Linked DNA regions of Homo sapiens: region 1 is linked to region 2. A link is a loop called in an ENCODE intact Hi-C map of the cell type or tissue named here. Cell type or tissue: A673. All regions are shown on one strand. Links, peaks and the distances in the headings refer to the core of each region. The heading gives the core; the rest is flanking DNA.

Region 1 (15,732 bases), core at 3,546-11,545, 54 kb before region 2:
ATAAGAAAGAAGTAAACAGAACTCAGAGAATTTTCCCTTTTCTTTTTAAAATTTAAGCTGAAATCTACTCTCACAAACCAAGAGCCAAGTAGCACCTACCCACCACTAATGTCCATCTGTGAGATTATAGCCGGTAAGGCAAATATACACCCAAATTCCTACCACAATAGCAACTGGAGTGGCCTGTGATTTTAGTCACATCCTCCAACAAACCAAGTCAATACTTCCAAACTACTTTGACTCATTAATTATTCATTTCGCATGTTCCAGACTTTAACAAAACAAACCCATCTGACTAACAATGAAACGTTCCTTATCCCCTTTGGGTTAGTGAGGCAATCTGCGGACTAGCAAACTTGAACCTTTTCAGTCCACAAGGCAAAACTCGCCAAAGTGAAAATTAGCTCTAACTCATTCCACTTGTCTCTTACTAATTTAGAAATCAGAAAATAGGTCATTATACTGGCTTTTAATAACTGCTGTAAACTACAAGAGCAGATAATTTACTGATTAGTCAATACATGAGCCTGATGTGATCAAACACTCCAAACTTAGACATCGGTGAATAAATAAGCTATAAGACATTGCTTTATGTATTTCTATAAATGATGAACCACTAATTCAGTAGCGTGGCTACCATATTTGTTAAAATTATTTTCACAGTCGTGGCAAGCACTTTACATCTGTGCTTACAAAGAAGCTCCAATCCACTACCTTCTGGTTTTTCCTTGGAGTCATAAAAGCAAACATGAGCTACCCCACTTGTTCCCAAGGTTTTTCATCCATGGTAACAAAACGCCATAACTCTGACTTTGTAACCCATAGTACAGGAGGAAAAACTCTTTCCCATATACAGAAGAGAAAACCAGAATAATAAGCAGTTCATCTTCATCATTTTTAGTTGTAAGCTGTTGGTCTAAAAGATTCACTATTTTACTATATTTATATCTTTATATCTTTGTAACAATATTGAATAGACTAAAGGCAACACAGATAACACTTTAGGAACAATTACATTTATTTCCTACATCTCAGATTCACTGGGGAAAATGTATTACCTGACGCTGGAAATTGAGTAACCGAAGTGCTTTTAGTTCCACGGTTGCTTTGGTTCTTAAATCTGGTGGCAAAGAGCCAGGCAGATTTTCCAGTTCTTGTATCCTATGAGCTATGCGGGCCTGAAGTCTAAAGGAAACAATAAAATGGGGAAAAGGGGGCAGGGGAAAAACACATTACAATTTAATCTTAAATGATAAACAATGACATTAGGTTTAAGTCCGGGGCAAAACATATTCCAGATACTGATAGTTGATCTCTAACACCCAACTAGAATTTTTGATGTTAAGCAGAGAAAAGCTACCTTTGCATTAATGCAGACAGGTATATGTTACTTAACAATGTGGCTTCCTCCATAACCTCTATCTAACACTAGGGAAAGAAGGTTCACCCTGCATCTAGTGGGGAAGTCAAATGTCCTTGCTCACTCTTAGCAGAGAGAGAATATAAGAGACAGAACCAATTGACAAGCTTTCTAACTCCCAGCCAGACAGAATGCAGAGCTGAGAGCACAGACTTTTTTCTTCCGAACTTCTAGTTCTGTCCTAAGGCAACCAGACCATTTGTCTTCTTTGCCAAGATGCTGATGACGACAGCCATTAAAGCGCAGTGAGCAAGAACAGTTTTAGGTGCTGATGCCACAGAAATCAGCCAACCCTAAACATTCAGAAAGCGCTCTGCCAGCCACAACCACTTCCTCTGTGAGCAGAGCTTGCTTGAGAAAAGAAAATACAAATGAGGCTGTTTTAAAAAAATCAGGGCCAGCAGTAAATAGTACTCAAAAACCAAGAGTTTCTAGAAAAGGATGTTGAGGATTCTCGTTTTACACACCATCAAAAATATAACTGCATGTACTTCTTCATAATAAAGGCAGAGTAGAAAATAAAAGACCTCTGACTTTAGCCATTCACTTGGGATACTATTACTGTTAGATATATAAACTGCTGGTTTTAGAGTTCACCTGAATCCTATTCTGACAAAATAATTATATGCCATTTAAGACTATTTTTAGAACTACATCCCCTAAATCTGAGGCAAACTGTACTGAACTAGATTTCAACAAAGAAAGAATAATAATAAGTAATAAGTTAAAGTAGGCTAATATTAACAGCACTAAGTGCCTTTAATGTACAATGTTATTTAATTGTCTCTCTCTTACACACACAGACACGCCTCTGTAAGGTAAAAGTTATAATGGTCCCATTTTGCTGATGAGGAAAACTGAAGACACCTGGAGATACCACAGAGCTAGTAAAGAAGGGGGCCAAGATTGGAACCTCAATTTGCCTGATACCAAAACCACTGCAATAAAATGATAGATAATTAAGATACACTTTCCGAGAACCTTCCTGGACCTCAACTATAAAAGCTGAAAATTAAGAATTCTGTTAAAAATTATGCACAGCCATAAAAAAGAACCAAATCATGTCCTTTGCAGCAACATGGATGCAGCTGGAGGCCATTATCCTAAGCAAATTAATGCCGGAACAGAAAACCAAATACCGCATGTTCTCACTTTTAAGTGGCAGCTAAACACTGGGTATTCATGGACATAAAGATGGCAACAATACACACTGGGGACTACTAGACGGGGGAGGGAGGGAGCGCAGGAAGGGATGAAAAACTTTTAGGTACTATGCTCATTAGCTGAATGATGGGATCAACTGCACCCCAAACCTCAGCATCATGCAACATACCCATGTTAAGAAACCTATTCATGAATCCCCTCAATCTAAAATAAAAGTCGAAATTGTCTTAAAAAATGAATATTACAGTTTTTTCCAAACATGATGATGTTGCCAGAGTACAGAGCTGGGAGGACAGACTTTTTTCTTTCTAACTTCTGGTTCTGTCCTAAGGCAACCAGACCATTTGTCTTCCTTGCCAAGATGCTGATGACGACAGCCATCATTTTCATTAACGTGAAAAAGTGAAACCTCCTGGACCTAAATGCTGTAGAAGATCTAATACTTCATATAGCCCAAATATCAAAATGAGTGATTTTTTAAAAAACCTACAGTTGCTTAGTTTGGAAGGGAAATAAAATGTCATCATTTTTAAAAATTTAAAAATGGTGGTAAGGAAAACTATTTTTCAGGGACTTCACTAAAAATAGTATCTAAGACTGATTCTTGTTTTATTTGCTATACGCACGTTATTCGTTCTAATTTATTAAATGATTTGTCATCATAATGTGTTAATATTATCACTGCTACCGTGCTGTCGTTATTGTTTTTTCTTTGTTTGTTTGAGATGGAGTCTCGCTCTGTCGGCCAGGCTGGAGTGCAGTGGCACTATCTCTGCTCACTGCAACCTCCGCCTCCCAGGTTCAAGCGATTCTCCTGCCTCTCAGCCTCCCATGTAGCTGGGGCTATAGGCACGTGCCACCACGCCCAGCTAATTTTTGTATTTTTAGTAGAGACGGGGTTTTGCCATGTTGGCCAGGCTGGTCTCAAACTCCTGACCTCAGGTGATCCGCAGGCATCGGCCTCCCGAAGTGCTGGGATTACAGGCATGAGCCACCATGCCTGGCCCGTGCTATTAACTATGCATACCAACACAAACAATAGCATTTTTAAGTGGTTTAATCATTCAAAAGACTGAAAGTTTTGTATTTCATGCAACAATAATAAACTCATCATTTTACTCTTTTGGCAAAATTGTTCAAATTCTCCCAACTTTCTTCCACATTCCTTGTACTAGTGATACTCGTGAGATTATTACCGTGGTTTTTAATTTTCACTATATGAAACAGACATCTACTTCATTTACTCATTTTCTACAACATCTATGTAGCCCCAAATCTCTGGATACAGCAACAGATGATGCATCTTAACAATTAAGATGTAAAGAAAAAAATCCACTATTGATTTTTTTTGAAATATATAATTTAAAGGGAAAAAATAAAACTGAGACAACTTTACTTTCACAGGTTAAGGCCATACCAAAGGAAAATTAAGTATTATAGTGGCGTGAGCCCATGGCCAATGATTTGGTTATTCCGCATCCTTGGTTCTAGATTCCTTGCAGATCTTTCTTATTTGAATATCCTAGAACTCAAACTATCCCTTGGTATTCTGATTTACTCTCTTTGACAAAGTGGGTCAGATGCCAAATTAGAGGAATTCCTACTTAATCTTCCAAACAACCATGGAACTAGGACTAAATAAGTAATCGTCAGATAACTGGGGTGATAGGGTAGAGATTACATCACATTGAACTGGGAGGTGGGAAGCAGGGAAGTGGAGCGGAAATGAGGAGATGGGGGGTGGGAACCCCGGGGAGATGGGGCACTGTGTGACTTAGGCACTGGAGAGAGAGAGTGGGAGCGAGGGGGGTGCACCTCTCCCTGAAATGACTCCTTCTCCAAGGAGCCCAGTTATTTGTCAGTGAATCTGATTCCCTGGCACAAAAGAATCCCTTTTCTGGAAGGGAGGCAAGAAGTACAAAGCGCAAACTCTAGGAGAAGAGGAAAGGTAGACTCCATAGTAAAATTATATGCATTTGATTCAGCACATGGTGGGGAAGAAGCAAAGGTACAGGAGGGGCTTCTTTAACACAGAAGATTATATCTTTGTTGATGTTGTTGTTGTTAATAGAAATCTTCATTTTAAATAATGTTCCTCTCCAGACAATTTCATCTCCCCATCAGTGAGATTCAGCAGGTAGTCCGATAAAGAGATTCAGGATTCTAAACTTCCCCAAACAACAACAAGATGTAATACTGCATAACTGCAGGGGACTCATTTAGCGTCCTCACGAGTACAGAAAATTGATGCAGAATTAGGTCACACAGGTTTTTCATACAGATTGAACAGTAAATCACGAGGGGTTACTGTTCTGGCAAGAAAAAGAGTTGCATTAAATGCAACAGATACTTGTTCAGGTCCAGAGGAGAAGTTTATGATTCCTGTAGGAGAGTTATCTGAACAGAAAATGACACTGGTACATTTTGTTCCTTCAAGGAGCTGAGTGACACTTTAAAAAGAGAGCGTGTGTGACTTTTTGTAACTCTGCTGGTAAAGCAGCTACTGGTAATTTTTGAGAAGGAATTTTCAGGATTGCAATGGCGACAAGGGCAGGTCAAAAAAAAAAAAAAATCACAGGTAAGCAGCCTATGCCTGCTTCCTGACACAAAGAGGATATACCGCTCTTTTCATACTAAAGTCTGACTTTATTCCGAAGAGGGCTGATATAATTCAGACATGTTCTTCCCAAATAAACCCCTTCAAGTGTGAAATACATCTTCCAGGCAAACATGTGTGGAATTAGTTTACATGCCAATGTGATGATTCCTGAGGTACTTTTGATCAGACATCTAACTCTAAATAGAAGAAAGCGAAGTTAGGCACAATGAGAAGGCATCAAAAGTGTGCCAAAAAGAAAAAAAAGAAAAAAAAAAAGCAGTACAGGGAAACATCTCTCTGACACTTACTATGGAAGTAATAAAGTTCCATTATAAGAGAAAGATGGTCAAAAAGAAAGGATCCAATTTAAGTGGGAAAAATGTTTGAACTAGAGAGCTTGTACAGAGCTGCAGCAAAGTGCTCATAGGCAGACATTTATTTATGCTATGAATGAAAAAGAAGGTCAATTTGTCAACGTTCTGATTTTATGATGAACAAGGAAAAGCAGCCAACTGACTTAAACGTTAAAAAAATTTAAGATGCTGAAAACTTCCTGTCAAATTTCATAGACAAGGTAAATGATATTACAAGACCCAAAGAAATTAACATCTGTTCAAGAATTTCTGACAGATGATTTTTGCTGAAACTAAGTTTATCAAATTGTAAAAGAGGTTTTTTAGACCCCTCTCTAATCTTTGATCGGATGATAAAGATGAACTGGATCCTAACAGTTATCAATGCTAAAGGCTGGTAAGCCATTCTGTCACAAAGGGTCAAAAGAAGAAAAAAAATGGTTCATTTGTTGTCTTTTGCAAGTGCCTAAGGGACTTCATTTAACCCTTTTAAGGGATAAATTTAATCTCTGCAGTTGAACAACTTACCTTCAAATAGGCAGAAGAGAGCTATTGCTCTGTAACCAAAGAATACAAAACATGCCCCATAATGCTGTCACCACCAAACTGTGCTTCTTCTCCAGGTGGCCATGAGAAAATTCAGACCAAAGGACCCATGACCTTTCTGGATTCAGGGTTGTCCAGATCAGTCGTTTCAAAAGCCACATGGCTTTACAAAAGAGTAGGCATTTATAAAGCAATAATAATACTATGAAAAATTGCCATTCTCCACATTTTGTAATGCATGTAATTTAAAAGATACTGACAGCATTTTTTATTGACATAGGAGGGCAGAACAAAAGCTTTTTACACATTGGAATAGGCCAAATAGTACTACTTAATACTGTGCACTTTGGAAGACCATCCACTAAGGTAATCTCCAAAAAAGTTCCTAAAATAAACTTATTACAAGAAAGTCCTGCAATGAAAATTCCAGAAAAAATGATTAAGAACATTTAGGAGTTAGCAAAATAAAAAGTTAAAACACACTTGTGCACACACACATACCAGGCTGAATAAGGGAAAGAAGTCTAGACATATGTAAAAATTTCTAGCTATAGAAAGCATCTCTCTTCTAAGGGTAGTTCACATAGTTTAACAAAGGTACTGGTAATTCAAATGGAAAAAAAAAATGTTTTAACTAGGGAGCTTGTACAGAGCTTTTTCCTTTCCTAGGGTAGGAAAAAAAATATCAGCTCTTAGGAAGTCAGAATTTTAGAGCATCCACATTGTATTTCTCTATTCTATTACTGACTTTTTCCAATACTTTTAGCTTTTTAAAAACTCAACAGTAACATACAGAATGTACTGCACATTAGTCTATTGCACATGAATAGAGGAATATGCTAGTATTTGACTTTATAACACACAGCAATTATTCACCCAGCAGAATCTGCCTATCAGCACTGAAATATCAATTGACAATGAGTATCTAGCTCTCTGGGAATACATGAAATGGTGGAAATAGCAATATAAAATCTCTTAACAGATGATTATTAATAGTGATGAGAATAAAGTTATATTCTTCATCCAAAAAAATAAACACATCTAATGGCAAGTTATTCTGATTTCTTTCAGATTACCTCTCTAGGCTGGTAACTTAGTATTTTAGTCTGATAAGAAATGAGTGATGTGCTTTTCAATAAAGATTAAGGTAACCTTTTAAAAGGAAGCCCAGACACTGTTTACCAACATTCTCTATAATTTTTAAACTCTAATTTTCCTTAAAATTAAAGTCTTTGGGAAATAATAATAGGTATTATTTATTGAATGTTTCAGTATCATTTTATCTTCCCAACACTATGAGAGGTATCTTCTTTTAGCCTAGGAGGAAACTGAGTCACAGAAAAGAGACATAACTTCGCCACGGTAAGAAGTTACTGATGACACAGTATGCTTTCTGGCAGACTCCAGAATCCACAACCTTAGCTTCATTTTATCTTGACTTAATACTTGCCGGACTCCCTTTTGGGTTGACATTAACCATTTACATCAGGGGTCTCGTAAACACAGCCTGCAGGCCAAATTCTGCCTCCAGCCTGTTTTTGTAAAGTTTACCGAAAGGCAGCCAGCCCATTATTGTCTGCAGCTGTTTTCACACTGCAAGGGTAGAGGTGAGTTGTGACAGAGACGGTATGGCCCCAGAGTGCATAAAACATTGACTATCTGGCTCTTTACAGGAAGAGTTTACCAAAACCCCTGATTCTGCTAAATGGCTGAATCAGGTAAAAATTAAGCTTCTGGACTAATGATTTAAGTATAGACCTTGTATAAAGACACTCGCACAGGGTATACCCATAAGGCTGGATCACTGCATAGACACACGTGAATTAAAACAAAGATTATACCAAGCTACCGAAGGATGCTTTAGTAGAAACGTACAGTTAACATGAAAATCAGGCCAGCGCAACACACTCAGCGTCCCAGCCCCTCCGTCATCACCGAACCGCACAAGCACAAACACGGACAGTGTATTCCACAGTCGCAGTGTGAGATGATCACTCTCTCGGGTCCACAGGAAGTCCCCGTCGGCTTTTGATCTTCAAAACCCCGGTGCCTCCCCTCAGCACCGGGAAGGCCCCAGGAGTGGATGAAAGTTTTCCGACCGCACGGGTGAAAATCACAGTTTGGCCAACCAAGGAGGCAGGCGCCTCACCCCCCTCGGCTTGGGCGGCAGGTGCTAGCACACCGCAGGGGGCCCCTTGCTGGCGGGGTGCGTTACCTGTATTCCCGCTCTTGCAGAATTTCCACGGGGTCCAGGCCTTGCGGTTTCTGGATGGGGCTGATGCGGCTCTGCTTCTGCTGCAGCTGGAGGACGGGCGAGGGCTGCCCCGGGGCCGGCTGCGGCACTGAGGGCCCGGGCACTGCGGCCGCGGGCGGCTGCGCGGCTGCGGGGGGCGCGGGCGAGGGCCGGCCGCCGGGCGCGGGCACCGGCAGCTTCTGCGGGGTGCTCGGGCCGCTCAGCTCCGGCCCCGGGCCTGCGGGACAAGAGCGACATGGGCAGCTCGGGCGGGACGGCGCCCCGCGGGCCACACCCGGCCTGCCCGCCGCCCCCCGGGGCCCAGTGCTGGGGACCATTAAGTGTCTTAAACACCTGAGGGAAGAGAAGGAAAAAAAAAAAAAGGAGGGCAAGAAGGAAGAGGAGGGAGGGAGAGGAGGGCAAGACAGGGAACGGGGTAAAAGGAAAAAGAAAACGGAGAAGGAAAAAGACACAGAAAGAAAAAAGAATCTGGCATCTATCCCCATCGGGAAATGGCATTCACTAACGAACACGGGTGCAAATGATCCCAAAATGACGGTGACTTAATACAATTGATTAAGGAAACTACTGCCAGCTTTTAATGTAGCTCTGCAATGGGTTTCTTTCTTTTTCTTTTTTTAATTACAGGTGCATTGAGAGTTCAGAAAAGAAAGGGAGTCACCCAACAGTCAGATGCAATTTGGGTATGGTCCTAAAATCACATCTTGCAAATTGCACCTCAAGCCCTTTTAGGACAGACCTCTATCCCAATCTGAAGCCCTTTTAGGACAGACCTCTATCGCAATCTGGAAGAGCCCTGCTGTCAGAACCCATGCTTTACAAACAGAGCAACGAGTTTATCAGTCTTCTGATGTGAACTACAAGGAGCACACACTTTTTCTTTTAAGGCCTATAAAGCATATTTCAGGTTTAATCAGTGAAGTCTGGGAACTTAAATTTTTTCTTACTACATATTAGAAAACACTTCTTAAAACATTCATTGTTAGCCAAAAAAAATCTGCTCATTCCACCTAATAAAAATTGGCAAATATTAGGATTCAAGGGAGCATTATCCCATGTTACCAGAATAAAACAATATGTAATCTGAAAGCTTGTCAAAGTGCATTGATTAAGTTAATTTAAAATAATTTTCCGCATTGAACTTCAGGAGTTTAAGTTAATTACTAGGTACAGACTTAAATTTTTAAGTGTTCCATTTCTTCTCCTAGATGAATTTTCAGTTGCCTTAAAATTATAATTTTAGTGATGCTACCAGATGAGTTAAATTTTTTTAAAAGAATCTCAGTAAGCAGATGTTAAAGTCCAGAGCATTTTTCCAATTTTTTCTAAATCCTTTCTAAGAAAAAATAGCTATTAAATGGTAACAAAAATAATAGTCTACATACTTCAGAGCGATTTAATAATTAACCATACAACGACATACATTATGAAAAACTGAACACATTTATTCAATTTCCAACAATCACCAATTAGAAATGGGCTTAAATGACAATACAAAGAAAGCTATAAGCAAACATTTTGACAGGGGGATGTGAAGAATTAGAACAAACTGCTTAGGAAACTACAGTGTGTGCCTGTGTTTGTGTCGTGTGTGTGTGTGTGTGTGTGTGTGTGTGTGTCTGTGATGTTATCGTTCTTTTCCCCTCCTTCTAAAATTAGGTAAAACATTTCCTAAAGATACAGAGCAAGGTAAGATTTCTTCTTCAGGTAATTTCCAGCAGTGGTTCTCGGGGTTGATGAGAAAATCTTAGGAGGAAAATGCACTTCATTTTATTTTTAATTTTAGGTATTGTAGATGTACCTCCATAATTAAGAAGTTTTTTCATCTAAATACTTTTTTTCCTGTATAAAAGGTCCTTTATGTAATGCATACCTTTTATAATACGATACATTTAGAGTTCCTTTCATCCATATATAAGAAACCAATTTGTAAATATTAAGTCTCAGGGTTACTATGCATTGGAGTAAGTTATCAGGGGAAGTTTTAGAATATTTTTCCCTGGAGAGCTTTAAAACAAGGTACATTTTTCATTTGGGTTGCTCTAGGTGTGATCCAGTCAAGTCAGAGGAGATACAGATTTCTAACATTCATTTTAATTCCCTATGATTCTATGACTCTCCTTAAGAAGCTCAAGAAGCTGGTAGAATTAAACATATTTGAAGCCTTGCTATAAGCATGCTAAATCAGGAATTTAATACATTTAGGTCCTCTAAAAGCAACCATCTTTAGGTCTTACTGATAATATCGGAAGAATTACTTTAAATTTAGTTCTCAAAGTGTTTTTCCTCCCAGTTCAAATAATTCATCAACAAAAGCCGTAACACTGCAATCATGTTATCATTTCACTTGTACTGGCACTGTCTTCTTTAGCATTATTGCCTATAAATACCCATGCAGAAGATTATGAAGACTCCTTGAGGTATAGTCAAGTCACTATTTTAAAAACTACATTTAATCAAAAAGAGGTACCCAAAGCATATCTTTCATCTCTGGTCCAGAATCTAGTCTGTGACTCCAAACTAGATCTGATATATGCATGGACCGCCTTCTTCAGTCACTAAATAGAAAGATATTCTAATTTTGTTGATTCACCTGTAACACTGAAAGACAGAGAGAGATTCAAACATCTACTTACATATTCCAGTCTCCAATTTAAAAGTACTGCAACTTGCTGTGCACTAAACAGGTACCTTTAAACACCCTGTATCTTCCCAGAAAAAATGTTCTTTCACCTCAGCTGTTATCACCTGCTAGTTGTGTGAGCCTGAGCAAGTTACTCAACCAATCTGTGGCTCAGTGTCCTCATCTATAGAATGGGGAGAGTAACAATAGCCACCTCATAGGGCAGCGGTGAAGATTCAGTGAGATAACAGTGTCTACCTGTTCAACCCTCGGCTTTTGTCGTTTTATTGCCAAGGACAGGGAGATAAAGAAGCCTAATTGACTCAGCTTTATAGAAAAACCACATGGCAAAAGAAAGGTCTTTCAGGAAATTCGGTACCATATTAGCTGGCAACTTTGGGAGTACTCTTTTTCTATAGCAATTTCTAAGTGTTTCAACAGTTTAACACAACTCCTCAGCACAGATACTCAGATGAGTCCGCCTGCCATGTGCTCCCTGGAGTCTGCTACCAGAGCTACTTAGAGCAAACTCCACTTCCTAGCTAAACACCACAAGTTCATTTACCGTGTGGGTCTATTTCCTCTTCCCTCCGACAGATTGTATAAAAATGACTACTTAACAGAGGCCGGGGAACTGAACACAGCTTGCTGCAATTAGCCTTGCCCAAAGTCTACCTACCCATTCATTAGGTTTTATGCCTGTCTGTCCCTCAGGCGGCTTACGGGTTCGTTTGCCTGGCTGGCTTTGCTCTCTATCGACAGAAATCGTCTCCTCTACACTAGACACCGGTGGCCTGCTACTTGACAAGACTTTTCCCTGGTATCTTCAAATGGAAGACAAATCACATTCTTTAGCTTATCTCCCACTCCCTCTCCAACGTAAACAATTTAGGCTTCATTGTCAGAGGTACAAAATGCCATCTGCTTTCCCTTCAGTCCTCATTTTAGGAGTCAAAGTAGAAACAAAGTAGAAACTCTGGCCCTCCAGAAGGGAGTCCCAGCGCAGCTAAGCGGGGAGGGGGCAGTCTTTATTGAATGCATCCCTAGGCGTGATTTGATGCAATAGGGTAACAATGTATTAAAATACCCAAGTCTCACAGGCACAGAACTTCAAAGCATTCAGTGCTCCCACTTAGTCTTCCGGCATACAGGACATTCATGCAAATAAAAGATCTATGCATTCAGTAAGAATTTAAGGGGTTTCCACAGGTTGGAAAAAACAAACGCAATAAAACATTTAAATTGAGCATATAAAATTTCAGATATCAAAAAAAACACTTTATTTTCTACCATAAGGTCTCTCCCTCACCCCTCAAAAACCCCAAATTTTTTCAGTTCCCATTTTTCTTTTTGTTTGAATCTCTGAAAGGAAAAGTGAATCAAAATGAAAAGAAAAATGATGGGTTAGATTTGAGCGGTGCCCACAGCAGGCAAGGGCACATTCCATCGTAAGAGTGGCTGACATTTTGTAGGGGAAACCACTGCAGAGTTATGTGTTCCATGGGCAATGCCTCGACTCCAATCATAATTCTTTGGTGGTGGCTGGGATGATGTCACTTTTGGTGAATTATAAGTTTGGAGCAGCTTTGAGGCAGGCCAACCCAGCCAAAAAGATTCTCTTCACACATGAATAACACCAGGAAATGGAACAGAAGCAAAATGGGAACACAACTACCTCTACGTAAGTGAATAATATCCTGAAATATTAGCAGGGGTGTTTAAAAGTAATTTATTTTATAAAAAGGAGATAAACAATAAATAGACTAATATGAACTTTAACAAGAAAATCATGCCTTATTTTATCTTTTCTAAAAGCCAATCTAAAAAAAAAATTATTTTTGGCAAGTAAAGTTATCTGTTTCTCTAATGAAACCTGAGATGTGGGGACAAGTTCAGCAATGCTGTCAAATGGCAGTGCCCTCTCAGTGACAGAAATGGGCTCATTCTATTTGAAGGAGATATCTTCTTTCCTCCTTCATTCACGTCTCCTTTCCACTCTTCCATAAAACCCTACCTGCCCAAATATTGTCATTTCTAATGAAGCTCCGACTATTGAAAATTTAAAAAGACATGAGCAGTGAGTAATAAAGTGAATTCCCTTTAATGACAGGCACCTGATGACGAAAGATGTAGGTACCGGAGCCAGGTTAAAAAAAAAAAAAAAATAGAGCCCTCTCCTGAAAATGATCCAGAAAAGGCACTCAGGATTGGGTTGATTAGGACATGAAGCATTTATTGTGTACAGGTATCCAGATAAATGGAACTTCATCCTTTAAATTTTACTACTGTGTTCAGTTACATTATTTTAACCTTGGATGAAAAAGGTTTCTCAAACAAATCATTCTGCTTCCTACATTCTTAACTGATATCTTCGAATCTTTTATTACTGAGTCTAGCTCGTTCTTAAAAATACCAATGCTTGGTGATGTCTGTGACAAGATGATATCCCAGGACCAACTGTGAGGTATAGCAGATCATACCCAGAACACATCATCCCAGACTACTACCTTTTGGGAGTTCAAGTTCTGATCCCTCCTCTCCATCAGCCTTTCATGTAGCTGGTAGTTACCAGCTGGCCTCTACTTGAAATTCTCCTAGTTAATACTCTTCACATACTGAGACATGGGATATAAAGATTACCAATTTTGTTGATATTGTGTCTCAGAGTAAGAGGGAAAAGGATCTAAGTAAGGTGTGCAGATACTGTCTCTTTACACACAGAAGTACAATGCTTGCATCTTGGTACACAGACTTTGTGATAGGTTTTTTTCCTTGTCATGAGCCTTTTTGCCATGAAGGAGCCAGTATGGGAAAGTGGTTAAGAACATGAGATCTTAAGTCAAATTCCTGGGGTCTGAATCCCGACTCTCCATCATTAGTTGTGTGACACATGCAAAGGACTTATCACTGAGAATGGCACATGAGTAGGCCAGCAGGCACTCAGGGAGGATAAGCCACACACACATATACATACGTGCTTTTTTCTTCTATCTGGCTGCATTCTCAAGAGCTGGAGTTTTGCAGTTTTAAAACCTCTAAATACTTTTAGGATTCAAACTGCCATTTTCTGCATAGTTTCTTGTATAACCTTTCCTGTTCCCAAATCTCAGTTCTCTATGATCCTCCACCTACCAAATGCCTCCATGGTAGCCACACAGAAATTCTGGAGATGAAATGATACTTTCTTGCCCTTTTAAAACCCACTGCCATGGTCTGAAAGTTTATGGTCCCCTCAAAATTCATATGTTAAAATCCTAATTCCCAGGGAGATGGTATTAGAAGGTGGGGTCTTTGGGAGGTGACTATTTCATGAGAGTAGAGTCCTCATAATTGGGATTCATGCCCTTGTAAAAGAGGCTCCAGAGAGCTGCCTTGTCTCTTCTGCCATGTGAGGACACAGTGAGAAGGAAGCCATCTATGAATCAGGAAGCAGGCCCTCACCAGACACTGAATCTGCTGGTGTTTTGAGGTTGGAATTCCCAGCATTCAGAGCTGTAAGAAATAAATTTGCTGTTTTTAAGCCACCCAGTCAATGACCTTTCATTACAGCAGCTCAGACTTACTAAGACATCCATTCTTAAGGCTATAACAATTAATAAGATGAGGATATCTCTTAGGTAGGCCTACTCTTGGAGCTGCCTCTACCAGAAAATAAACGTATACAAACTCAATAGGCAGAATATTAATGAAAAAATACTAATCTGAACTCTCTCCCATGGTATAAGGCCCAAAACCCAGGAACAGTACCAATATCCCAAACTAGCTGTTTGCAACAACCTGCATGTCAGAACTTGCCTAAATGAATGGAAACCACTCAGAGGAAATGGTATCAACGTCAAGGAAGTACCTCATTCCCTAGAATCCAAAGTTTTCATTAGAGTAGACCCATACAATCTCTGCTTTTCCAGTTCTTTAACAAAACGCTTCCTAGAGAAAACAACCTTCATGGAAGATCACTTCACAGTCCCCTGCACCTCTGAAGTCTATCAATGGGATCAAGACAGAAGACCAAGAGGCCATGCAAAGGATTGTATCATTTCTACCCATTGTATAATGTCATAGCTTCAGACTTCATCCCAAGGTGTATAAGAAATAGGCCATGTTGAATCTGTTAGTCTATTATGAACAAATGCTATTGATGTTTCTGTCATGCAGTGCCTCTTACAATAATGATGATGATAATAATTTAAAAAATAATCTCACCTGGGAAATCAACTCTATACTCTCATGCTAGAAATGGCTTTTTCTGAGAAACTGGTAAGGAACTTCCTTCCAAAGGGCGAGACTTAGATACAGGACTTTGTCTCCTTTTGGCTCTGATTGTCAAGAAACTCAAGTCATCTTTGAAGCAAATACAGCAACTATGAGAACTTTTGCAGCCCTACTTTCTTGCCTCAATTTCTTACTTTTTTTTCTATTTTCCCTTGTTGCTGATTTTGCTACTCATAATTATTTTACAACAGGCATGCTTCTTGTAAGCCTCTCCAGATGTTCTTCATAACAAAAAGGGATAGAAATAAACAAATCAACAAATTATAAAATGGCTCTAGTGGGGCTGATCTGAGCAGTGAGTTCTGGGGATGAAATGCACTAAGTCCAGAGGTTCTTAACCTTGTGTGTGTGGATGGGCTTCCAAGAAACCTTGAACCGCTTCAAAGAGAACGCAAAATCACAGGTGCTTTTTCCCTGGGTCTCCAGCTTGCACAACCACCTTTTAAGGTTAAGAAACACTGCCCTAGGTCTCAACAGCAGGGGAAGACCAAGAATCTTGGC
Region 2 (15,732 bases), core at 4,628-12,627:
AATATCACTCCCATATCTTTATCCTTGTCCTGTTATTGCTAAAAGATTCTTTAGAACACAAAAGGAAGATAGAAAAGGTGTGGAGAGGAGCCCGTAGGAGAGGACAGGAGAGAAGGGAAGAGAGAAGGAAATAGTATGTTTATTCTAAGTTAACATATTTAAATAAGAATAACACTAGACTATTATTATGATTTTGTTTTTTCCTCCTCCTGTAGTAAATGGCTATATCCCTGTGGTCTGAATAATTTATCTTTCACAAGACAGTTGTTTTTTTTTTTTTTGGCCTAACATCATGCCTATAGACTCACAAGTAGGTTAGTTACTTGCTTGCTTTCTTCCTTCTTTTCTTTTTGTTTCTTTTCAGAGATGCCACTCTATGAAATGTGGTTATTTACTTATTCTTGATTAACAATTTACTTTGAAATGTCATTTCTCAATGGAGGAGCATTTATATCGGTCACATCAAATTCACTTATTTTCTATAAGTTTTACTTTTTATTCAACAAATACATGATTGAGCATTTACTCTGCACAGGATATTCCATTATTCTTTCAGGAATTTTATTTTACATCCAACAAACTCTTTACTTAGCATTTACTATGTATCAGGCAAGTCTTTCTCTTATCTTGCTTAGAGCTAAATTAGAAACTAAGTTTTTTCCTTTTCCTGAACTATCTAGGATGGCTTTTTCTATATTCAGGCCACAACTTTATGTAGCATTTGTTAACATTTTCCCTCTACACAAATAGCATTGTGTTCTTTAGTTCAAGCAAGGCTTGGAATTTGTCAGACTTTTTCCAGTTTTCTTCAGAGCTTATTATTTGCCTTTATGTATTTCGGAATTTTGCTTTCATTGTTTTAATTAGAGGTCTGTTAAGTTACCTTGGACTCTATATTTAAACACTTCTATCCCAAATCTCTTTGTCTACATATAACTCAATCACATCCTGCACATCCTGGCATTTCTGAAGTTTCCATCTTGGGATCTGATTCTAACACTAAAATGATGCCTTATCCATTCTGATGCTTGAGTCTCCAATATCCAGTTTCCCCTGAAATCCCAATAGTTCTTTGTGTGTAATAGGCGACCAGTATTGACTTATCTTATAGAATTTTAAAAGTCAAAAGAACTTTATGGATCAAAAACATAGGGGTAAATTTTCATGATCTTGTATTTGGCAATGGTTTCTTACGTATGACACAAAAAGCACAAGCAACAAAAGAAAAAAGGAATAAATGGAACTTCATCAAAATTAAACGTTTTTGTGCTTCAAAGGACACTATCAAGAAAGTGAAAAGAGAGTGCACAGAATAGGAGACAATACTTGCAAATCATATATCTGATAAGAGCCTAGTATCCAGAATATAAAAGAATGCTTACTACTCAACAACAAAAAGATAAAAACAACCCACTTAAAAAATAGGCAAAGAAATTGAATAGACATTTTTCCAAAGAAGGTATATAAGATGATAGTGGTGATGATGGTATCAAGGCTTTTCAAATGAAGCAACTGAGCAAGAGCCTTAGTGGACTGATTGATCCATTGTTTAAAAATTTTTTGAGTGCCCCTTTTGTGACTGGCACTGTGCTAGGCTAGGAATTCAGTGATAGACAAAAACAGATGCTGTTCATCTTTCATGAAACGATTTTGGGATGGAGATAGACACTAACCAAGTCATCAACCAACTGCAGACTGAGGTGAATTCTATGAAGTAAAGAAATACTTTCTATGAAAATGCAGAGTAAAGAAACTTAGTCTAGACTAAGGTTCAGAGAAGGCTTGCTTCTCGGAGCAATTTTTTTTTCTTTTTTTTTTTTTTTTTTTTTTTTGAGACGGAGTCTCGCTCTGTCGCCCAGGCTGGAGTGCAGTGGCGGGATCTCGGCTCGCTGCAAGCTCCGCCTCCCGGGTTCACGCCATTCTCCTGCCTCAGCCTCCCAAGTAGCTGGGACTACAGGCGCCCGCCACTACGCCCGGCTAATTTTTTGTATTTTTAGTAGAGACGGGGTTTCACCGTTTTAGCCGGGATGGTCTCGATCTCCTGACCTCGTGATCCGCCCGCCTCGGCCTCCCAAAGTGCTGGGATTACAGGCGTGAGCCACCGCGCCCGGCCTCTCGGAGCAATTTTTGAGCTGAGATCTGTGGAATGGGTAGGAGAGGTGGGCAAGCAATCTGAGAAGAGAGATCAGCATGTGCAAAGCCTATGGCAGAGGAAATATGACATTCAAGGGCATTCAAGGACATGCAATATAAGGTAGTTGTGGTTGGAGCAAGCTGCACAAAGAGGAGATGAGGCTGGAGAGACAAGCAGGGCCTGGTAGGGCCTCCTACATAGGCCCTGATAAGGATATTGCTCTTTATCCTATGGGTGATAGGAGTAGGGATGGATAATGGTTATCTTTATCCTAGCAGTCAAGAATGGACTGGAAGGGGCAAGAGTGGATGGGGAGTGAAGTAGAAGTTAGGAAGCGTTTGCAGGAATAGATGATGGTGTTTTTGAGAGGTGGTGATAGAGATGGGGAGAACTTGAGCTAGACCTCTAGAACAGGAGTACAGTTAAAAAAGGAAAGGGGAAGTCTGGCCCAGGCAGACCAACACCATGCACAGAGACATGGAGGCATTAAAGCATGAAGCAGAAGTTGAGTTTGGTGAACCCTTAGGTCACTATGGCAGGATCCATGGAAAGGCCATGGGAAGGTGTTGGAGCAGTCTATAGGAATCAGATCACCGTGGAGCTCATTGGCAAGTTCGGACTTTATCTTGGTGGACATGGGAAATTGTAAAGCCATTTAAAAAGGGAAATGTGACTACCAGATTCACATTTTACAAAGATTATTCCAGGGGTGGCAGAGAATAGATTTAAGAAGAGTAAATAGAAGGTAATCTTGAGTATTAAACCAGGAAGCTGGATAGCGGTCAGTTGCAACTGCTCAACCTGAGAACTAATGAGGATCCGGACCACACAGTATCATGAGGATGGGAGAATGAGATGCATGTAATACTACTTCTGAGACAGGACCAATTGGTAGTCACAATAGTCGTGATTTGCTAAGCCCATGGCACATGTATAACCCCAGTACCTTCTCACCTACTGTCTCATGGGTCCTTGCCTGCTTAGTGGCTATGGCACTAAACAAATAAAAAGACGCCATTGGAACAGAGTCTCTGACAACATTCTGCTTCCAGAAGTTCCCCTCATTTTGTTGTGACACTGTCACCTATCTAAACTACCAGTTCTTTAAGGAGAGGGATGATGTTTTATTTCCAATTTCATGTCCCACCTCTGTTGCCACGTTTGCCTCAAAGAAGAGGTTCAATAAATACTTGAATAAAGTATATGACTTTAAAAGGCTTATTTCTCAGTGTACCTGCCACACTGCTAACATCAAGGGGTAAAAATAAACACATGTTAGAGAATTAGGAAACTCTGAAGACCTCACTGCCTAACTTGCTGATGCCTTAGCTGTTTTTTAAGACAAAACATTGCCCTCATTCTGCTCATGCGCATAAAAATCTGTCATTCTTATCACCAAGGTGTGTCGGTTTTAACTGATGTTTCACTGTCAGATCTGTTGTAATGTGCACAGTGGGGTAAACCAATATGTGATTTAAATGAATTGAAAAGCTATCTCAAGCTCAAAACACCTATGAAGAGACTGTCACATCAACATTCAAGAAAAATGGGTCCAAAAGTTTATTTGAACTTGTCTTTCAAGTTGTGTCAACTCCATCTCAAGGGTTCTACAATAAAATAAAGGATGTCCTTTTTTCTCACAATGTACGTGGCTTATCTGATATAAATTCTGTTCATCAGACCTCTCATCTTCAATGATGTAAACAGATCCCATTGGAAAATCTGGTTCTGAGACTGCTTGCTCAGAAAATTTTAGTCTCAGAGAACTTTTAGTCAAGACATAATTCCCAAAAGGCAAGGCTTTGAAGATATTGAGGATAGGGATAAAGCAATTAGGCTAGTAATTCAGAGATTAGAACTTACATTACCAGTGTTTAAAGCTTAATAAAGGCTTTAACAACGAATAGTTAGATAAGTCTCAGAAAGGAATCAGAGCAAAAGAAAAAAGTTTATTTGATGTGTGAACACTAAATAGTCTCTAATACACATTGGTATGCGTATAAAATTTATACATGCATATCAGCCAGTTTGGTCTGCTAATTATGATACAAAAATATGGAAGAAAGGTCGTAAAATTTCTTTTAGAATTAATTTGTTCAATCCAAGAGATACATGCTAACATTGTCACATGGCAAAACCTCCTAGATCTGTAGGATTATTATTTCTCTTCATTATCTAAGGCTACTTTCAAACTAGTTAGCCTTCCTGTTGCTGATTTGGGAGATAGAAATGGGAGAATATGGTAGGGATAAGTGTCCAGAGAGGAGTAGGAAGAGAAAAGACTCAGGTAATGTATTGGACGACATGTAATACTGTGTCCTGGGCTGTGTTACTAAGGAATCTTGTCTTCTGTCTTCCAATTAGTAGCAGCGAGAACTCAGCCACCAACAGGAGCTCTGCGGGTGGTGGAGACAGTGGGGTCAGGGTATCTGTTCTCCTGGTTGAGCTTCCAGGCAGCATGCCTCCTCCCGAGGCCACAGTTTTTCTGGAGGCAGGGGATGGGGTGTCATTTTGTATCATCACTTGCCCTGGGTTCTGATACCTGCTCCTTTCTCACTCTCTCATGCCTACAGCTGCTGATGGTTCTCCACCATTGATATCCTTGAAATGCTTGCAGTGGTGAACAACTACTCTGTTAATTTCCCTGAACTCTGCCCACACCTTTGTAAATGTCCCTTCATTAACATGCCTCAAACCCTTTTGAATGTACCAGCTGCTTTTTGCTTGGAACTCTGACTGACGCAATTGTCTTCTAACATAAATGGAGCATTAAGCTCTAACAAGGTGATCTTGGAAAATCCCAAGGAGATAAGGTAACAATTTTTACTGACCTCTTTCTTTGGCCTTAGTAATAAAATAAAAATGAATGCTTAAAATATAATCTGTGGTTAATTATTGATGGAATAATGTTATCCTCATTACTGCCTGCTCTTTTCTGGTAAGCCCAGCTCCTCAATTAACTAGAAACAAAATTATGAAACAACTTTACGAATTAAGTATTGAACATGTTACATTTGAGATCCCTGATGGACAGTCTAGTGGTAATACTCTGTAAATGTTAAAGATGAAATTGTTTGTCCCTGAGGCAGTGAGTTCTACATCGCAGGCAATGTCCAAGCACCAGCTGGAAAAGCAATGAATCACTTGTTGAGCTTGCTGATTTTAAGGTCTTTTCCAATATGTACTTTTATGATTTTAAGTTATAATATTTTATCATCATAATATTTATGATGAAAATGTTGGCTATTCAGTTGCATATTTTAGTAAAATGGTACATGAACAATACACACACAGATATTTAAGCACAAAAATCTTAAAGAATATTCCTATCTTCAATATGACATGGTGGAAACTGGTCTCTGGAGAGAAATAAAACTCTGACTCAGTGCCAGTTCTCAACAAAAAGCTGTATGTCCTGTGGAAGTTACCTAACATCTCTGAGTCTCGGTTTTCTCACATTTTTCTCATAGAGCAATGGTGAAAATTCAATAAGCTAACATCTAGGACAAATTTAGATACTCAATAAAGGTTTCACATTCACCATTAAACTGTTCTTCCTGTTACGTTAATTAATAGTGCAAAGATAAATAAGAGCGTGTTTAAGAATTATTTTCTAAATTGAAAAACCACAAAGTAATGATCAATGCTTCTACTTTAGCATCTCACAACACGACATGACCTGGCAAATACATTGTTTAAGAAGGAGTCTTTCCCAAGAGAGCTGATATTTTAAAATACGAGAAACAAATTCTCTTTATATAGTGCTGCTATCCATCTTATAGCCATTTTGTACTTAAAGCATCAAAACACTATAAGCCAGGCATTATTATCTCTATTTATAAAGGAAGGAATTTATAAGGGCAGATAACCTCACTCATTATCCTATAGGAAGTAGTCTTTCCACTAACTCATCTGGACATTTTACTCTGGTTGGGAAAACAAGAAGAAAAATTAAAAAAATTAAAAAAATCAAATTACATATGGCAGCATAGACATGCTACATGAGTGAAGCCAACTCATTTCTAAGTACAATTAAGAATTTGTGGGGCAGGAAAATCTCCCTGCCCCACAAATTCTTGGGTGGAGTATTCTGGCAATAAGATAAACATGCAGTCTCTAGGTTCAGCAGAAACGTAACCAAATCCTGGCTCTTTCATGTCCAAGTCGTGTCACTTTGGACAAACTCTTCAGCTTTCTATGCCTCAACTCCCTCATCTGCCGAACGGAGGCTAAAATAGAACCTACCCATTGGGTTATTATGAGGTTTAAATGAAATAATCTAGTTAAAGTGCTTATTAAAGCCCCTACTGCAGAGAAAAACTTTAATAAATAGAACTGTTATTATTACAAGACAAAGCAACAGAGTCCCACTGGAGAGCTAGTTTGCTGAGAGCCACAGCGCTCGTTATTGACAAAGAAGAGACTGGAGCCTAGTTCCTGTCCAGCATCCTTTAGTTATGAATGAACCATCGCTTAATTAGGTTTTGAAACATAGGTGATAAGAACTTCAGCTAAAAGAAAGAATGAGGGCTAGATAATGTGCTATCTATCTGCAATCTACGGACGTTGCTTTTCTCAGAAGCAGACACGTCACAAGTACCTGTGCAGAAAACATAAATAAATCACATTCCTTCCAAATGTTCTTGCCTTCCTCCTGTGTGGGAGACTGCCTCACAGTTAAACACCTTATAACATGGCTCACTTGTGATTTCAGTGACCAAATTCCCTTCGACAGGTATTAAAAAGGCACAGGCTAAGAACACATTTGGCTCTTACCGTGACTAATGCCACAGTGAGGCCTCAGTGTAGACAGTTCTGGCAGGACAGAAATGGATGCGGAGATTAAAGAACCAAAGTAAAGGCTGCCATCATCTTCGAGACTAGCCTGTGCTCAGTTTTATACACACTCCTTAACTATTTTGAGTCACCAGGGAATTATCACTCTCAGCCTCAATTAAGAAAGCACTTTTCTAGTCAGATGTTGTAACGAGGAGAACAGTAGCCTTACAACCAGTTACCATAACATCCTTGGCTAATAGGACAGGCTCTTTAACAATGCATTAAGGCTGAATGAATTTGGGCAATCAAGAATAAAATAATAGTGAAACTTTAAAGAAGAGTGTGCTTAAGATTATTCTTCAGGCTTTTCTCTGATTAGTTTTCTTCTGTTAGAAGTATTTGTTGTTCATTGCCTTTTAAAAATCATTTCACATGGATCCTAGTCAACTGCAGTGAGCACAAGTTGACCCAAAATCATTATTAGGCTCTTGCGGCGCCATCTTCCTGACTTTTCTTGGAATAAAAGTAGAGCCTCCCTGGGTTTAGAAACTGCTTTTCTGGTTAATGAGGACTGAACAGTTTTTATTCCTAATTACGGTAGTCCCTTTTATAATGTCATGTTTCTAGAAGCGATTGGAACATTTGCATCTTTAAACGCCAAGCCGGCAAAAACAGTTGTAGCATATATTAAACTCTGAGTAATTATAATATTCTATTTAATTCTTTCAGACTGGGAGAGAGACTTCCACATGAACTGTCTGCAGATTCCCAGAGAGTAACAGGAGAACTTTCCAGTACAATGTTCATGAGAAAGCTGCAGTTCTGAGGACCTGCATATTAACATAAGTGATGCAAGAGCCTAGGAGATGCCTTTCTCAGCTCTATCAGCTTGAGGAATCTATTCATTCCTCCTCTTTCTTAAAGAATAAGGCGGCCTCCTGCTGCTTCTCTGTTAAACATAAGGAATTTAAAACTCACCAGTTTAGAGGGCCTTGCTTAGATTATATGTCTGGATTTTAGCCAATGTATATGGTGTTGATATGGAATTCTCAAAGAATATTAGCCAGCAACATTCCTCTGCTGATTAATCCTTTTTGGGTGATTCTGCATACTCAGTTTGTATCCTTCTAGTTGGTTCCTCTCTGTTTTTACTTTATCCCAGTTACTTAACTTCACCTTTAAAACCAGGAGGAGTTTGGTAGTCACTTTTCCCCTTTAGCAAATATGATGGGTAGTAGCTGCCATCTCAACAATGGTGACAAAAGACAGAAGGAAACGATATATCCTCCCTTCACCTTGAGTCACTTTCCATGCTAATTCAGGCAAGACTCACTTTTAGGAAGAGGCCAGCACGGTATGACACTTTAGCTTCATGGCCAGCATTGCTACCTGTGTCATCTTTGAATCTCGACTTCCACATCTGTAAAATGGATAAGTCTCTGTAAAGATCAAGAGACAACACATACAAAGCACCAAGCTTGGTACACAAGGAAATGCGTGTGACACGTTAGTTGCCTTTCCCTTTCATTTTAAGGTGGTCAGATAGATCACTTAAAAGTCTGCTTAGGAAAGAAAATTTGCAATGGAAACCTCAAAAACTGTTAACCAGTGAAATGTTCTTTGGTAAGTAATTACAGAAAACTGGATAACATTCTAAATATGAAACTTGTTTCATGTAATTAACCTGAGGCCTTTTAGGCAACAGGTGACAAGAATAGCCTATATAAGGAATGTATGATCCAGCAAGAGATTAGCATCGGCCTACTTACCACCAGGGGACAATATCAGGCTATAATTATTGTGTAAATGCTACTTACGAAATACTGGCCTCAGTGACGTCAGACCCCAAAGGAGGTATGCGGTAGTTTTTTTCTAGTAGCATCCAAAGAGGGGGCATAGGGTGGTGGAAAGAATATTGGCCTTTGACTCCACGTCCTGTTACCTACTTGCTAATTAAACATCTCTGAAACTGAGTTTTTTGTGTGTGTGTGTTTAATCTGTAAAACGTGAAAGGGAATTTTTAATTGCCTTTCAGGTTGACTGGAAGCCGAGATTATCAAACTTCTATGTGTGCACAAAGCACCTGAAGACCTTGTTGTAATGCAATCTGGTTCAGGAGGCTTGCAGCGGAGCCTGAGATTCTGCATTTCCAATAACTCCCAGGAAATGCTAGTGCTGCTGGTTTGAGGACCACATTTGAGAAACAAAGATTTAGAGGATTATATGAGATATTATACATGTAAAAAGGACCTGTAGACTCTTGGGTACAACAGATAGAAGGGAATGCCATTAATAGCAGTATTCACATACGGTATTCGACTTAGAATGAAAGGATGTGAAAGTCAGTAGAGTTACATATTTTCTCTAATATGTATTTTCTCTCATATGTAACACTACTGACTTTCACATCCTTTCATTCTTCTTTTCAGTGCTTCTAGCAGTACCTGTTCAATAATTAATTTATTTTATTTTATCCCAGTTACTTTAACTTCACCCTTAAAACCAGGAGGAGTTTGGTAATCACTATTCCCCTTTAGCAAATATGATGGGTAGTAGCTGCCATCTCAACAATGGTGACAAAAGACAGAAGGAAATGATATATCCTCCCTTCACCTTGAGTCACTTTCCATGCTCTTCTTTTCAGTGCTTCTAGCAGTACCTGTTCAATAATTAATTTTTTAGTGCAGTTAAGATGGGGCCTATGGAATATACCATGCTTTGTACAACATAGATATTGGAAAGAAGAAAAGGCGGGATAAAGGGAAGGAGGAAGGAAGGGTGAGAGGATAAAAATGCACAGTGTTTAATGGTACAGATGGATGTCTCCTCTTAGAGAAAAGGGAATGTGATAGAAGAAATGAAGACAGCCCATTAACATATTACATTGAATATTTGAGGACAGTCATAAATAAAGACAGATTAAAGATATTTACATCGATGATGGGGGAATTTAGGGATGGTATTGTGGATAGATATGGCTTGATAAATTCCAGAAACTATCTGTGATGTCTCATCTGTCTCTATCAGGGGTCCCCAGTCCCCAGGTCACGAACCAGTACTGGTCGGTGGCCTGTTAGGAACCAGGCTGCACATCAGGAGGGGAGCTGCAGGTGAGCAAGCATTACCACCTGAGCACCACTTCCTGTAGGATCAGCAGCGGCATTAGATTCCCATAGGAGTGCAAACCCTATTGTGAACTGCACATGTGAGGGATCTAGGTTGTTCACTCCTTATGAGAATCTAACCAATGCTGGATGATCTGAGGTGGAACAGTTTCATCCCGAAACCATCCCCACCCTGCCATCCCGGTCCATGGAAAAACTGTCTTCCACAAAACTCGTTGGTCCCTGGTGCCAAACGGGTTGGGGACTGCTGGTATGCTATATCTACTCAAAGACCCCTGGAAGAGATACAAAAATATGGAGAAAGTATTTTTGTCAAAAACATTACTTTTAGATCTGAATCCAAGACCACGGACCTTATCTACGAGTGAACAGCAGTTACTGAGCACTCACTGTGTGCACAACATGATACCAAGTACCCTTCCTTTTTCCATGGAACTCAACTTCATGATTGTGCCACTGCACAGGCAAGTGGTACCAGGATCCAAGAGCAGGGCTACATTGTCTTCTCATCATTTTTGGCAAGCTGGCTTTACCTTCTAAGTTTCAAAAAGACTTCAGAGGTAATCCTCAGTCACTTTCTACTAATATTTACACTAACCGAAAAAAGACAAGCATTTAAAGATAAATTCCCCTCAGGATCCTTTATTCAAATGATACCTCACCACATCACCCAGTCTCAAATTGCACCCTCTTTCACCCTGTCCTGACATGAGCCCTCACTCCTGCTCATGTTCTCCCTAGCACTTGTCAGAAACTCTGAAGTTTTCTTACTTATTTTGTAATCATCTGTCTTCCCCAGTCAGACACAAACTCAGAGAGCAGGGAATTTTTTTTGCCCTGTTCACCACTGTATCCCAGCAATTGGAATTGCATCTGCGCATAGCAGGTGCTTAGTAAATATCTGTTAAAGGAATAAATAGATAGGATTTATAGTAGATAAATGCTTTAGCAACATTTTATTAAAGACCTTTAGAGAAGGGACTGTGTGGTTTCGTTTTTCCAGAGCGCATCCCTGGAATTCTGGAAATCAGTTAACTACTTTTCTCTCAAATAAATAACTTTCTGTTTTCAGTAAAGATGGGAATCAATATAATATATGGCCCAAGACTTAATTAATGTTTATTTAGCAGTGAACATGAATAGGACACATTTTTTTTTCTGTGCCTCTTCCAAAAGCAAGGTGCTCATGGAGCCATGCAAGGGGCTCTCTGGAGACTTACTTACCAGAGAGCTTCCTGGAGTATACAAAGCGACTGCTGAGTATCTAAGGGATCTCTTTTTCTCTTGTCTTGGTGACCAGACAACCACAGGAATAAAACTGGGAAAGATGGCTAATCTTTCTGCAGGCATTCAGGGAGAGAGAGCACCTCTGATGGTCCTCATCTCCCACAAACACCCTGGGTAACCTTCAGCATCTCCAAAGGCAGAGAAGTGTGGTAAGAAATGCCAATCCCTAACTCGAGATTTCCCAGGGCTGTGTCAGGTGAATCCCAATCAAGCCTCAATTGAGACAGTGCTTCCCTCCTTCAGTAGACCACCTATTTTTTGATGTGTTAGAGCTAAGGGCATTCAGTTTCATCCCAGGGTCATTTGGAAGCTACTGAGATGACCACGGTTCCCTGTGTTAACCCTTCAAGGGTAGCACTGATGGTATCTAACAGAGCAGAGTGTCACAGTGACCCGACCTTGGAAAGGGTTTGGTGAGAGCTGAGCTCCAGTTTGTGAATCCTATTTTCAGTCTTCATGCAGTTTTAAGATTTAGCTCAATTTCCAGACCATCCCCTACCCAGGCTTGAAAGTGGCTTTATTTCACACTTTGCGGTAGGAGGTAAGTGGGTTTCTATGTGAAAGTGATGGTGCCAAAGACATTTATGAACATTAAAAAATGTCTGAACATGGCTTAAAGCCACTCAGCCTATTTCTCATCCTGCGCCGTGCCTTGTGGAGCGTATGCAAGTTCAGAGCTCTCTTTGAAATCAGTGGCAGTTATGAGCTTGGAGCAACTCTGTGGGGCACTGAGCAATATAATAAATGAACCCCTTTGAAGACCAACCATTGTAGCTGGGCTCTTTTTTTGCTATCCAGCACTGATTTCTCTGGGTGTTCTGTGGGGCGGCAGGGAGTGGCCCACCAACACAACATTGTCTGGTTTTCAACTTCGGTCCTGAAAGGTGGGAGGGGTTTAGGAAAGTAAGTGCTTCTATTTCCTTAAAGAATTGGCCTAAACCCTTTTGCTGTTAACACCTGGGATAAGCCATCCCATGCCCACGTACCTTCAGTTAAAACAAAACAAAGGCTTCCTTTCATCTGCGTGTGCTTACTGGTTTATGCAGCAACAAAACCAGCAACAATAACAATAAGAAAAACAAAACAAGTCTGCCAGGAAATAAAGCAGACTTATTTGTATATCAGGGGTTTTTCCAATTATTTATTTAGTTAAAAGCAGAGAATGCAATCTGGGATATTTTGCTTGTTTCTCCTGTGACATTGCAGGCCAAGCTGATAATCTGATACCAAGATGAAATTTCCTGAATATTCTTAAAAGGGAATTAAAGCTTTTTTTAAATTGACTTTTGACTAAATATTCCTAAATGGCTGCTATCCATATTTCAAATAGCTCAATAAGTTAAGTATGTTCAAGTTGCCTTTGAACACAGTTAAGAAGACTGAATCATTTGGCCCTATTTTTCTTTCTTTTTTCTTTTTTTTTTTTTTTTTTTTGAGACGGAATCTCTCTCTGTTGCCCAGGCTGGAGTGCAGTGGTGTGATCTCAGCTCACTGCAGCCTCTGCCTCCTGGGTTCAAGTGATTCTCCTACCTCAGCCTCCCAAGCAGCTGGGACTATAGGCATGCACCACCATGCCCAGCTAATCTTTGTATTTTTAGTAAAGATGGGTTTTTACCATGTTGGCCAGGATGGTCTTGATCTCTTGACCTTGTGACCCGCCCGCCTTGGCCTCCCAAAGTGCTGGGATTGCAGGCATCAGGCGTGAGCCACCGCGCCTGGCCATTTGGCCTTATTTTTCAAGTACAAATGTGAATGATTGCTTGAATGCTACTGCCTGCACTGGATGCAGATTCAACTATTTTTGCAGAACCTCTTCTTTATTTCTCACAATCACACTGTGAGATCAATATTGTTAACCCTACTTAGCAGATAAAAGAACTGAGGCCAGAGAGTTCCAATGGCAAAGAGCTGGTGGCAGAGTTGGTGTCTACACCTAGGTTCGTTGACCCTCAAATCCAGCCCTCATTCCCCTGCAAAATTTGGCTACTTCTCAAGCTACAATAATCTGTCCCTCTCTCCAATTAAAGTAACATGTTATTTATTCACAGTGAGAAGTATTTGAGCAAATACTGAGTCAGGGCCGAGTCCCTGTAGGGGCCTGATCAAGAGTGATTGTAAGAAATGTCAATATCAAGTGAAATGGACTTCAAGGAAACTTTCATTTCCATATACAAATGTGGTATAAGAAAGTTCATTTTACTATCTTTGAAACTATTTCTAGGACAAAAATAGACAGAATAATCTTTATAGTTATTGACTGGTTTAAGATCTTTTGTTTACTTTGTTATATTCAGCCTCATTCCCAAACCATGCCAGGTGAATATCAGATGAAAAATAAGTGAAGTGTAGTTAAAGAACAAATGGAAAATAATATTAAGTGGAAACCAGAGGGAAACTAATACATGCAAAGGCACACCACACTGAAGATGAAGGCAAAACACAAAAATAAAACAAAAAATATCAGTTGTAAGATAATAATAATAACTAATATGTATTAAGGACTTATGATTTTCCAGACATAATGCTAAACAGTTTTACACTGATTGTGTCATTTAATTCTCACTGCATCCATATGGAGCAGGTACTGTTATTTTTGCTAATTTATAGATGAAGAAACTGAAGCATAGAGAAGTTAACAGGCTCAAGATCAACCAACTAATAGATGATGGATGCTGAATTTGAAACCATGCATTCTGGCTTCAAGACCATACAAACAAGCAAACACATTGCCATTGCTCACGCAAAACCAATTGTTTCCTGGCATTTGGGTCTAAAAGAAATGGCTCTGGGCCGGACACGGTGGCTCATGCCTGTAATCCCAGCACTTTGGAGGCCGAGGTGGGTGGATCATGAGATCGAGACCATCCTGGCTAACATGGTGAAACCCCGTCTCTACTAAAAATACAAAACATTAGCCAGGCGTGGTGGCACGCACCTGTAGTCCCAGCTACTCAGGAGGCTGAGGCAGGAGAATCACTTGAACCCGGGAAGCAGAGGTTGCAGTGAGCTGAGATCACACCACTGCACTCCAGCCTGGGCGACAGAGCAAGACTCCGTCTCAAAAAAAAAAAAAAAAAAGAAATGGCTCTTTGTGCCCTCATGAATGGAACATAAATGGTACCGAGGCCAGTGCCTGTCCTTTTGAACAGGCTCCATGATGCTAACAAGGCTGAGAGGGCTATGGCTGTTTCTTGTTGGGCCCCTCAATGTGAGCCAAGGCCCCATGCCAAAATGCAATTCAGTAAAAGTGAGTAATAGTAAAAGGGGCCAAAACAATATGGCTCAAGTATTTAGTTTGATGGTTTACCTTGATCTTGAGATATAATCTAAACTATCTGGAGAGATGGATGGACTTCATGTCCTTCAGGCAATCCTCCATGGAGCCTCCTTAGCTGTAAACATTCCTTGAGCACTGCTGTGCTGAAGGAAAAAGAAAAATCATAACCATATAGGATGGAGATCATAAATCTGGAGTGAAACTAATCTCAGTTGTGCCTTCAATGTCACTCAGCAGTCCTATTACATGTGCTTCTCCCATTTCCCTCAGCTGCTGTTCTAAACTTTCTCCACTCTTCAAAACTCTCAATCTTCTCTTTTTTGGGATGACCCTGCTTCTAATTTAGGGACTCTCAGCTATCAGGAGCAGCTTCTTTCATTTCCCTGTCCATTCACCCATAAGCCCACCTGTGTCTGCATCCAGTTTTTCTTTGTCCTCATTTCTAGCAAAACACAATTTTCCTATCAAAGACCAGCCCATCCACTGGTGCGATGGAAATTATTCTACCTTGTCTCCTTAGGAAATTTGCATTATCAGTGTTCTTTTCTTAACTTCTGTGTCCCATTGGTTATTCTCCATTAGCTAAGAATATGTTCATCCTTTTCATTAAGGAAGAAACCCCTTTAGTAACCCATTTATTTAGCACCCTCATGCCTCTTCCTTTGATAACTAATTTTTTTAGAAAGTGCAACCTAAATTTGCTATCTATGATTCCACATCATCCACTCACTCTGATCCATTCTAACCTGGCTCTACCCGTATCACTGCAGAGACAGTCTTGCTTCACCTTCTAACCCAATGGAATAAGTGTTGTTATTATTCTGACTCTTCTTCCATTCTTGGAGCTCTGGCTTTGTCTATTTTCTCTTTCACCTGGCTTACCTCCTTCCTCACTGGCTGCTCCTCATCCAGTGCCTTGGTTGGTTTCTGTTTGTTTGCCCTCCTTTTAAATGTCAGTGTCTTACTGTCCGTCTTTATTCACTTTTGGGGGGATCTTGTCCCTACCACAGTTTAACATCTAAAACTCTACCCTAAAGAGAAGTCAAATTATCTCTGTTTGCAGATAACGTGATCGTATATTTGGAAAAACCTAAACATTCCATTGAAGAAATATTAGAGCTGATAAATTC

The links. A loop is a pair of places that touch in the nucleus more often than their neighbours do. Peaks named below come from ENCODE experiments on the same cell type or tissue, not always from the same donor. Only the 100,000 strongest peaks of a DNase experiment are listed, where the experiment ranks them.
Region 1: a loop joins it to region 2, with 5 times the contacts of the local background. A loop is called at or near these places in 2 of 110 quality-filtered maps.

The regions. Positions count from the first base shown.
Region 1 is chr9:2,040,050-2,055,781 of GRCh38, reverse strand. SMARCA2 (SWI/SNF related BAF chromatin remodeling complex subunit ATPase 2) reads right to left here. Exons shown (of 34, transcript NM_003070.5): 5 at 8,298-8,553; 6 at 1,059-1,185. Among named protein-coding and RNA genes, the nearest start is that of SMARCA2, 33 kb to the right of the region's middle. RefSeq lists enhancers at 12,203-12,432, 15,474-15,732. In A673, for the core only: no CTCF peak of the experiment used is centred there; no DNase peak of the experiment used is centred there.
Region 2 is chr9:1,987,366-2,003,097 of GRCh38, reverse strand. No RefSeq gene overlaps it. Among named protein-coding and RNA genes, the nearest start is that of SMARCA2, 20 kb to the left of the region's middle. In A673, for the core only: no CTCF peak of the experiment used is centred there; a DNase peak (open chromatin) is centred at 7,827; H3K27ac peaks cover 1,224 bases.